Regions from separate parts of the Homo sapiens genome. Here region 2 is linked to region 1. The links are chromatin contacts, found by Hi-C in ENCODE. All regions are on one chromosome and are shown on one strand. The core of a region is the stretch at or near the end of the contact, and the rest is flanking DNA. Distances in the headings are between cores, read along the strand shown.

The links. A loop is a pair of places that touch in the nucleus more often than their neighbours do. Pooled maps may share reads with other maps.
Region 2: a pooled map shows a loop between it and region 1 (8-fold over the local background). The contact joins the enhancer-like site here to the promoter of METTL2B in region 1. A Hi-C loop is called at or near these places in 2 of 37 single-sample maps with no recorded cell type and 14 of 50 pooled maps.

Annotation. Positions count from the first base shown.
Region 1 is chr7:128,474,291-128,478,706 of GRCh38, reverse strand. It overlaps METTL2B (methyltransferase 2B, tRNA N3-cytidine), which reads right to left and starts at 1,959. Exons shown (of 9, transcript NM_018396.3): 1 at 1,832-1,959; 2 at 1,534-1,625. The coding sequence starts at 1,941. RefSeq lists enhancers at 1,683-1,852, 2,073-2,122.
Region 2 is chr7:128,607,972-128,612,355 of GRCh38, reverse strand. No RefSeq gene overlaps it. Among named protein-coding and RNA genes, the nearest start is that of LINC01000, 31 kb to the left of the region's middle. Within about 2 kb of position 3,134, at least 7 of the 41 ENCODE cell types and tissues checked have a DNase peak (open chromatin) inside an H3K27ac peak, as active enhancers do.

The DNA of each region.
Region 1 (4,416 bases), core at 710-3,209:
TTTTTAGTACAGACGGGGTTTCACCGTGTTAGCCAGGCATGGTCTCAATCTCCTGACCTCGTGATCCACCCGCCTCAGCCTCTCAAAGTGCTGGGATTACAGGCATGAGTCATCGCGCCCAGCCAGATGACTTTTAACTATTAAAAAATCCTAGAAGTAGCCAGGTGCAGTGGCGCATGCCTGTAATCCCAGCACTTTGGGAGGCTAAGATGGGCGGATCACGAGGTCAGGAGATTGAGACCATCCTGGCCAGCATGGTGAAACCCCATCTGTACCAAAATACAAAAAATTAGCCAGGCATGGTGGTGCACACCTGTAGTCCCAGCTACTCGGGAGGCTGAGGCAGGGGAATCGCTTCAACCAGGGAGGAGGAGATTGCAGTGAGCTGAGATCGCGCCACTGCACTCCAGCCTGGTGACAGAGCGAGACTCCGCCTCCAAAAAAAAAAAAAAAAGTATGGACAGTTTAAATGAAGGCTGTTTTTAAGGTGATCATGACAGTCCCAGATTTCAGTTTACTGCTCTTGCCAGTTCAGGGGGCCTTGACTAGTGTAGTAGAAAGAATAAAAACCTAACAAATTGAGCAGGACGGTGACAATGGAAGTTGGAATCCACTAAGAAGTGTGTTAACAACTCACAACTCACCTGCTGAATCAACCAAGACTCCCTAAGAAACAGGATTTTAGTTCCACTACTGCTACTACTGACTGCTTACCTCTGGGAAAAGCACTTAATGTCCTGTGGTCCAAGTGTCTTTAACTATAAAAAGAGAATATTGAACCACATGATTTTCAAAATCCCTTTTAACTATTAACTTGCTTTGATCTAGTTGCTGTCAGACTATGCAGGGTGAATGTTTTGTAACTGGAACCTTTTTGTTGTACAGAACTCTTTCAGCAGGTACTAAATTTGTAGTGCTATCTTCAATTGTCTGGAACAATCAGTCCTAGTTTTACTATCTAGGGATATTTTGCAGTGAAATCATCAACCTCTCAAGCAGGGGCCTCCTTTTCTTTGGCCAGACTTATCTCCACTCTGCTGCATCCACCTTTCCTTGACTGAAGCCCTAAATTCTCATAACCATCACACAAGTAATAGACACACAGTCACCAGTCATTAGCCCCCCTCCCAACAATATTTAGAATCTAATCACTTAAATGAAGCTTCAATGGAAACATCTCCTCATGGAAAATGCAAATCATGTAAAAAGTACAGGTTCTAAGATGATCGCGTGACCACACAGTTGTCATTGGCTAGCCATATCAACGTGGATCTACTCAACATAATTAAAGACAAAATTACCCTCCTCCAAAGTAAAACTATATATTAAAAAAACCCTCTACGACTTAAGATTTTGTTACAATGCAGCCCTTTTCCCTCCTTGCTCATCCCCTCCCTGTCCTGCTCTACTCCTGAGATCCGCATCAGGCCAGGAATAAAGGATGTGGGCGGCCGCGGTTCCCTGGCCTCTCCGGGAGGGCGCGTTCGGCAGTACGCTGGCTGTTGATACCAACGAGAGCCCATTTAAGCGCACCTTGTTTCTCCTGGCACACCCGCTGGATACTGTTCTCCTGGACTTTTCTCTCCGCCGCCGCGGCTTGCTCTTCCGACCACTCCACATTGTCCCTGAGAAAATCAAACGGGCAGCTTAGGGGCTTCACGTCCTGGCTGCGAGCAGGGTGAGTCGCTGGCCTAGGAGTTTCTCTCCCCTTGGAGAGTGCCTCGGGTAGGGCAGCTTGACTCGTGGCCGGCGGTCAGGGGCTTTTCGGAATGCTCCGAGGCGGCGGGACAGACGGCCAGCGACAGGCCGGGCGAGGGGGCAGGGTGATTACCAGGCATTGTGGTGGAAGACGCGCGCCGGATCGCTCAGGAACCGGCTTCCGAACTGCTGCCTCTTATCGGCGAGGATTGCAGGTGCACCTTCAGGGTAGGAGCCGGCCATGACACCGGAGCCGGAAACACTTCACTTTCCGTAACGCGAGAACTTCCTGCGGGCCACGCCCTCTTTCAGAAGACGTGGAGTCTGGGCGGGAAAAAGGGTGGCGGGACAGGGCGGTCCTGGAGTCTGGTCCGGGTGGCGCTCGGGAGCTGTCGTTTGGGGCTTTCCCAGGGTTGGCGAAGGGCTCTCTAGGGAAGGGGACCAGGCAGGGGGAAATTCTCCCCGGAGGAGTCGTATCTCATTGATGAGGTGCTGATGGACGTGCAGGTTAGGCAGAAAGTGGGAGACATTCCACTTGAGGCCCAGTTCATTGCTGGGATCCTCTTAACAGGTTCCCCAGCTTCCCTCAAGTTGTAAAACAGGAATAATCTTGAATCATTATAAGAGTTGAGGCTACCTAGTTCCACTGCGGAGCCGATGTCCAGAACTGAAGAAGGTAGCAAGCAGCGGAAAGAAACAGGGCAATTTCCAGCTTCTATAGTCAGCTCTTCATAGTGTGGGTGTATATGTATACACAGTGTGTATATATATTTTGGTTGGGGTGGGGGAGATGGATATATGAAATTAGAGAACACGAGGCTTAGCAAATCAAATGGAATATCCAAGGACAATTTTTTTTTAATTATAACCATCTAACCTTTTTGAATCATCCATATTATATTTATTATAATTATCCTTATTAGCACAATTAAGATTGTAATACACACATACAGTTTGTCATAGTAATACATTTCAGCCTTACATTTCTATTTCTAGATCTAATACAAATAGACTCTCAAAAGAATCTAGAAGAAAGTATGTTATAGACATAAGGTTATTTGAGAAGACTTCCAAGAGAAGCATGATGAATACCACTTGGAAAAGAAGGAAAGGGCAGAGACCAAACAAGGACCAGCCCAATATCTCTTGGACTTTATTTAATGTCATAATGTCAGAATAAAGGGAAAGATGAATTTTTTTAAAAAAGGAAAGGGTTAGTGCAGTGCTAGACATAGCACATTGGTAATTAGTACTTTTTTTTTTTTTTTTTTGAGACGGAGTCTTGCTCTGTTTCCCAGGCTGGAGTGCAGTAGCTGGATCTCAGCTCGTTATAACCTCCATGTCCTGGGCTCAGGTGATTCTCCTGCCTCAGCCTCCTGAGTAGCCGGGATTACAGGTGCGCGCTACCACACTCGGCTAATTTTTGTATTTTTAGTAGAGATGGGGTTTCACCATGTTGCCTGGGCTGGTCCTGAACTCCTGACCTCAAATGATCTGCCCACCTCGGTCTCCCAAAGTGTTGGGATTACAGGTGTGAGCCACCGTGCCCAGCCAGTAATTGTTTATTCCATTGTAAATTCTTTCTGTAGGTAAAACTACAGGGAGCAATGAATGATTCTATACTTTTCCTCCAAAGAAATGGGAACAAGCTCTAAGCCTCTCTAATCAGGAAGAAAAATACACAAGTTAATCAAAAAGATAGTAAAGAAGTTGTACTTCATTTGAAGACAATATGCTTTTGCCATTCTTGTGGTCTTTGGAAACATTTTGAACACAAGCTCCATACCCAGAAACAAGTACAAGGAATTTTTATCTTTTCTCAAGGCCAGCTGTTTGCAGATATGGTGGTTGATTTACATTTATTTCTGGCATCTTGTTTTCTCATCTGTGGGCTTTTATTCTCCCCTCACTAAAAGCTGTTAGTGTTCCCAATCAACAGTCCCACTGGATATTTTCTTGCAGACAGCTCATTGTCTTCACTTGAATTTACTATATTAGTTCCAATGGAGACATTTTAAATGTCAAACAGCTTTGGCCTTTTTTCTATGAAATGTGCTAAAGTATCCTAAACTTAATTTTATTTTTTATTTTTATTTATTTATTTATTTATTTATTTTTGAGACGGAGTCTCGCACTGTCTCCCAGGCTGGAGTGTAGTGGCGTGATCTCGGCTCACTGCAAGCTCCCTACTTCCCGGGTTCACGCCATTCTCCTGCCTCAGCCTCCCGAGTAGCTGGGACTACAGGCACCCGCCACCATGCCCGGCTAATTTTTTGTATTTTTAGTAGAGATGGGTTTTCACCATGTTGGCCAGGATGGTCTCAATCTCCTGACCTCATGATCCGCCCACCTTGGCCTCCCAAAGTGCTGGGATTACAGGAGTGAGCCACCGCGCCCGGCCTAAACTTAATTTTATACAATTATATTTGATTGGCCTGTAAAACCTATTTTTCGAAGCACCTAAAATAATTTTGCATAAGTTTGACATGGCTGTGAGTTCTCTGGTGTCAGACTTTATACTGGATTGTAGCTTCAGAAACGCCACGTTTCAGAGGAACTAAGGGTCCCTCTGGTGGTAAGTAAGGAGAACTCTTATAGCTCAGTGGGTGGCATGGGTTTAATGCTTGTAAAGGTTAAAAACTCTCATTCTGGATTATTGCCTTAGGTTGTTAGCCAAGGACAAGGGTAGTTAATTGTTTTTTTTGTTTTTTTTTTGTT
Region 2 (4,384 bases), core at 1,885-4,384, 130 kb before region 1:
CACACAGTGTTGTCTTTCCATGGGAGGGCAAAAGAGAGAATTCTCAGGTCTGCAAGGCAGAGAAAATTTAACACTGACAAATCCTTGCTGAAAAATAATCACTTAAAAATGTACCACCATCAACAGATAAAACAAGAACTATAAATAAAAAAAAATACTGTTGATAAGCCTTGAAATCAGTTGAATAAACCAGTCTAACAATGACTATGAATTTGGTCATAAAGCTGCCTCTGCCTATACTCTATACATAAGAACTTAGTGTCATATATAGCAGTAAAAATGGTAATTTAATAATAATAATATAGGCCGAGCGCAGTGACTCACGCCTGCAATCCCAGCACTTTGGCAGACCAAGGCAGGCTGATCACTGCAGGTCAGGAGTTCGAGACCAGCGTGGCCAATGTGGCAAAAACCCATCTCTATTAAAAATACAAAAATTAGCCAGGCATTGTGGTGCATGCCTGTAATCCCAGCTACTTGGGAGGCAGAGGCAGGAGAATCACTTGAACCTGGGTGACAAAGTGAGACTCTGTCTCAAAAAATTAATTGATTAATAATATAAACAGCCAAATGTAGTGGCACATGCCTATAGTCCCAGCTACTTGGGAGGCCGAGGTGGGAGGATCACATCGGGTGGGGACTGGGGAGGGCACAGCTTGCAAGACTGCGCCACCGCACTCCAGCCTGGGTGACAGAGTGAGATCCTGTCTCAAAATAAATATATAAAATTAATAATAATAGCTGGACGCGGTGGCTCACGCCTGTAATCCCAGCACTTTGGGAGGCCGAGGTGGGTGGATCACAAGGTCAGGGGTTCGAGACCAGCCTGACCAACATGGTGAAACACCATCTCTACTAAAAATGCAAAAATTAGCTGGGCATGGTGGCGGGCACCTGTAATCCCAGCTACTCAGGAGGCTGAGGTAGGAGAATTGCTTGACCCTGGGAGGCGGAGGTTGCAGTGAGCTGAGATCACGCCACTGCACTTCAGTCTGGGCAACAGAGCAAGACTCTGTCTCAAAAAAAAAAAAATTAATAATAATATAAACACACCAGACTTTACTAATAAAGGCCAGACTTAGTTTAGCTATGTGCTGAATTCCAGGTTTTATATAAAAAGGAGTCAAAATACACTATTTTACCTTATGTTTTTATTAAGTACAGAAATATAATACAAGTAAAAAAATTTTGGAGGTCAGATCATCATGAGTACAGTGACTTTTATAATCTGTATTATTAAACATATATTCAAACAAAATTGTACCCAAAGCCTAATAAGAAAGACTGACAAAGGCAAGGTTGCCGATCCCCATCTTGCTGTGTCACAGTAGCCCTGGAGGTTTCAGGACCCTGAAGAGTCAGATTAACTACCACATTAGCAGAAATAAGGATCAAACCTATACCTTCTAAATCACTAGAGAAGAGAAAAATGCTAGCCAATGTTATTCGTAAATCAGTAACATTTATGTATATATTCATTTGTGTGTGTGTGTGTATATATATATATACACACACATATCTACTTCAAACAGCTCAAAATTACTGAAAAAAAAAATGTACCAAATGTTTAATCCCAATTAATGGAATTATGAGTGACATATTTTTCTGTATTTTGTAAAGAGCATGTATAATGGTTTTTTTTTTTTGAGACAGGGTCTTGCTCTGTTGTCCAGGCTGGAGCGCAGCAGCGTGAACTTGGCTCACTGTAGCCTAGAGGTCCTGGGCTCAAGCATCTTCCCACCTCAGGCTCCCAGTAGCTGGGACCACAGACACACCACCATGCCTGGCAAATTTTGTATTCTTTTATAGAAATGGGGTCTTGCTGTGTCATGCATGCTGGTCTCAAACTCCTGATCTCAAGCAATCCTCCTGCCTCAGCCTCCCAAAGTGGCAGGTATGGGCCACCATGCCCGGTCCTTTTTACTTTCTTATTTTTTTCTTGACACGAAGTATCACTCTGTCGCCCAGGCTGGAATGCAGTGGCGCAATCTCGGCTCACTGCAACCTCCGCCTCCCAGGCTCAAGCAATTCCCCTGTCTCAGCCTCCCAAGTAGCTGGGACTACAGCCGCTTGCCACCACACCAGGATAATGTTTTATATTTTTTTAGTAGAGACAGGGTTTCTTTTCAACATGTTGGCCAGGGTGGTCTCAAACTCCTGACCTCAAGTGATCCACCTGCGTTGGCCTCCCAAAGTGCTGGGATTACAGGTGTGAACCACCATGTCCGGCCCTTTTTACTCTTTAAAAACTATGAGTCAGTCATGCCAAATTGCATGTTCAAAATATATTGATAAAGTATTTTCTAGTGATATCTATTTAATTCCAGATGAAGCATTTTAAAGGTTTCTTTTGTAAGCACAAAAAAGTTTGGGTGAGTAGGTTATAAAAGGTACAAAAAGCAAAATGGGCTAAAAAGTCCTTTGAAATAGCTTATAAAATTCAACAATATTAAAATAATTTCTCTGGAATGGGAAAACAACACTTTATACTTATTCCCACAGTTCTAGATGAAATATAACACTCCACATATCTATTTCTCCAATATAAATTCAATCATTAAAATACTACAGTATAAGATTTCCAATTTAAAGGTAGTGTTTAGAATGCAGGAACCTGGTTCCTACTCAGATTCCCTCAATTAAAGAAAAATACCCAAATGTTTATTATTTCATTGTTATTTGGCTATAGTAATTACTTCTATGATATGTACATAATCCAAATATATATAACAAATGGTGCTTGCTATAAAATATCTTACCAAATTTTAATACTTACTCTTAATAAATCATCTATTCTTCCCTCCCTCTTCTCTAGGTCAGAATTCTTACTGTTTTCTAGTGCAGATATTTTTTCTATTGTGAGGTTGGACTACAGAGACAAAGGTAAAACAAATTTAGGATTAGTCTCAACATGTTATATGTCATCACACTCTTCTCGTTACCTTTCTTGGGGGGAAAAAAAAGCACTTGCTCACACAAATGGCCTAGAATCACATGGCTTAAGAAATGAAATCTGCTTGTCTCATCTCATTGTTCAAGTCCTCTGCTGGGTTCCTTACGTCCCACTACACCTACACTTCAAATACATGTTAATTCTGGAATCAAATGTATGAATTCTCACTACTGTGCACTGAACAATGTAGAAACACGTTACTCCAGAAATGAAACTAACTTTGAATAGAAAACGATCTCACAGGAGACTTGACACAACTCTCTAAGGAACAAATGCGCCATCTGGTGGAAACAGAGAGCAATCAGAAGGGAAGAGAAGAAGCTACCTGAGTGCTCAACTATCTAACTGAACTGTACAAGAGCTGGTGATTTAGATAAAATTCAAATGTGCTCCAGGGAGTTGTATACCTCTTGAGATTTAAGAAATTCTCCTAGATTGCCAACGATCCTGTCTTGAAGATAATATATACAGTATCAAAAGAGGCTTCAAGAAAACCCAGTATACTCAAAACTACAAAATGGAAGCTATAGCCACCATCCTTTGCAGATACAATCCTCAAATGTTCAGAACACTCCCTAAATTAAAGAGTTTCTGAACACAATTTAAGGAGTAAACCATGTTGGTATCTCACATCTGAGAGAAGTTTAGCCAGGTATAAATAAGTAAGCAGGAAAAGGAATACATTAACTACTTTCATAAATTAGGGAATTAACATTTATTGAAAGCCTACTACAAGTACACTACTAATAAACATTTCGTATACACTGTCTGAGATCATGAGAATCAACCACATTTTCACAGATGATTTGTACTAAGAAAAACTGAGGCCCAGGCCAGAATCTGAACTTAGGCCACAGTGCCAGAATCTGAACTTAGAGGCCTTCAAAGTGTAGGTACTTTTCTTCTGTGGAATACTGTAGGAAAAAAAAAAAAAAGTGTGCACTTTCCTTAACACCATGCTTTAGCATAAGCATTTCTGCTACAATACACCAGAAGAGTAAAGAAAAGCCTCAAAAAGTTAAAGCACCTTCCAAAGGACTTTAAATACCCATAATGCAAGTTCTGAATATAATACACACAAATAATGAGGTGGTCAGAGAAGTCAGAGAAGAATGACAGACTACACAGGTTAGCCCTTATTCCTACACAGCAGGTATCCCCCTCAATTGATTATCGATCACCAACCTACCTGGGTCTGTCTGTGCTGGATGGAGATCTGTTTTTGGGAGCTGCAGGAATGCTCTGTGTTGCCAGATCCCGTAGATGAGGGACTGTTTTGCTGAGCCTACAATAAAGGTGCATTACCAATCACAGGAAAGTTTGGCATCTTTTTCCACAAACACTTGTATTAATGCAAACAACTCCATAATTTGTATCTCCACAATACAAACCCCTTCTTATGAAAGTGAGAAGTCAGGGCCACGTGGCCAA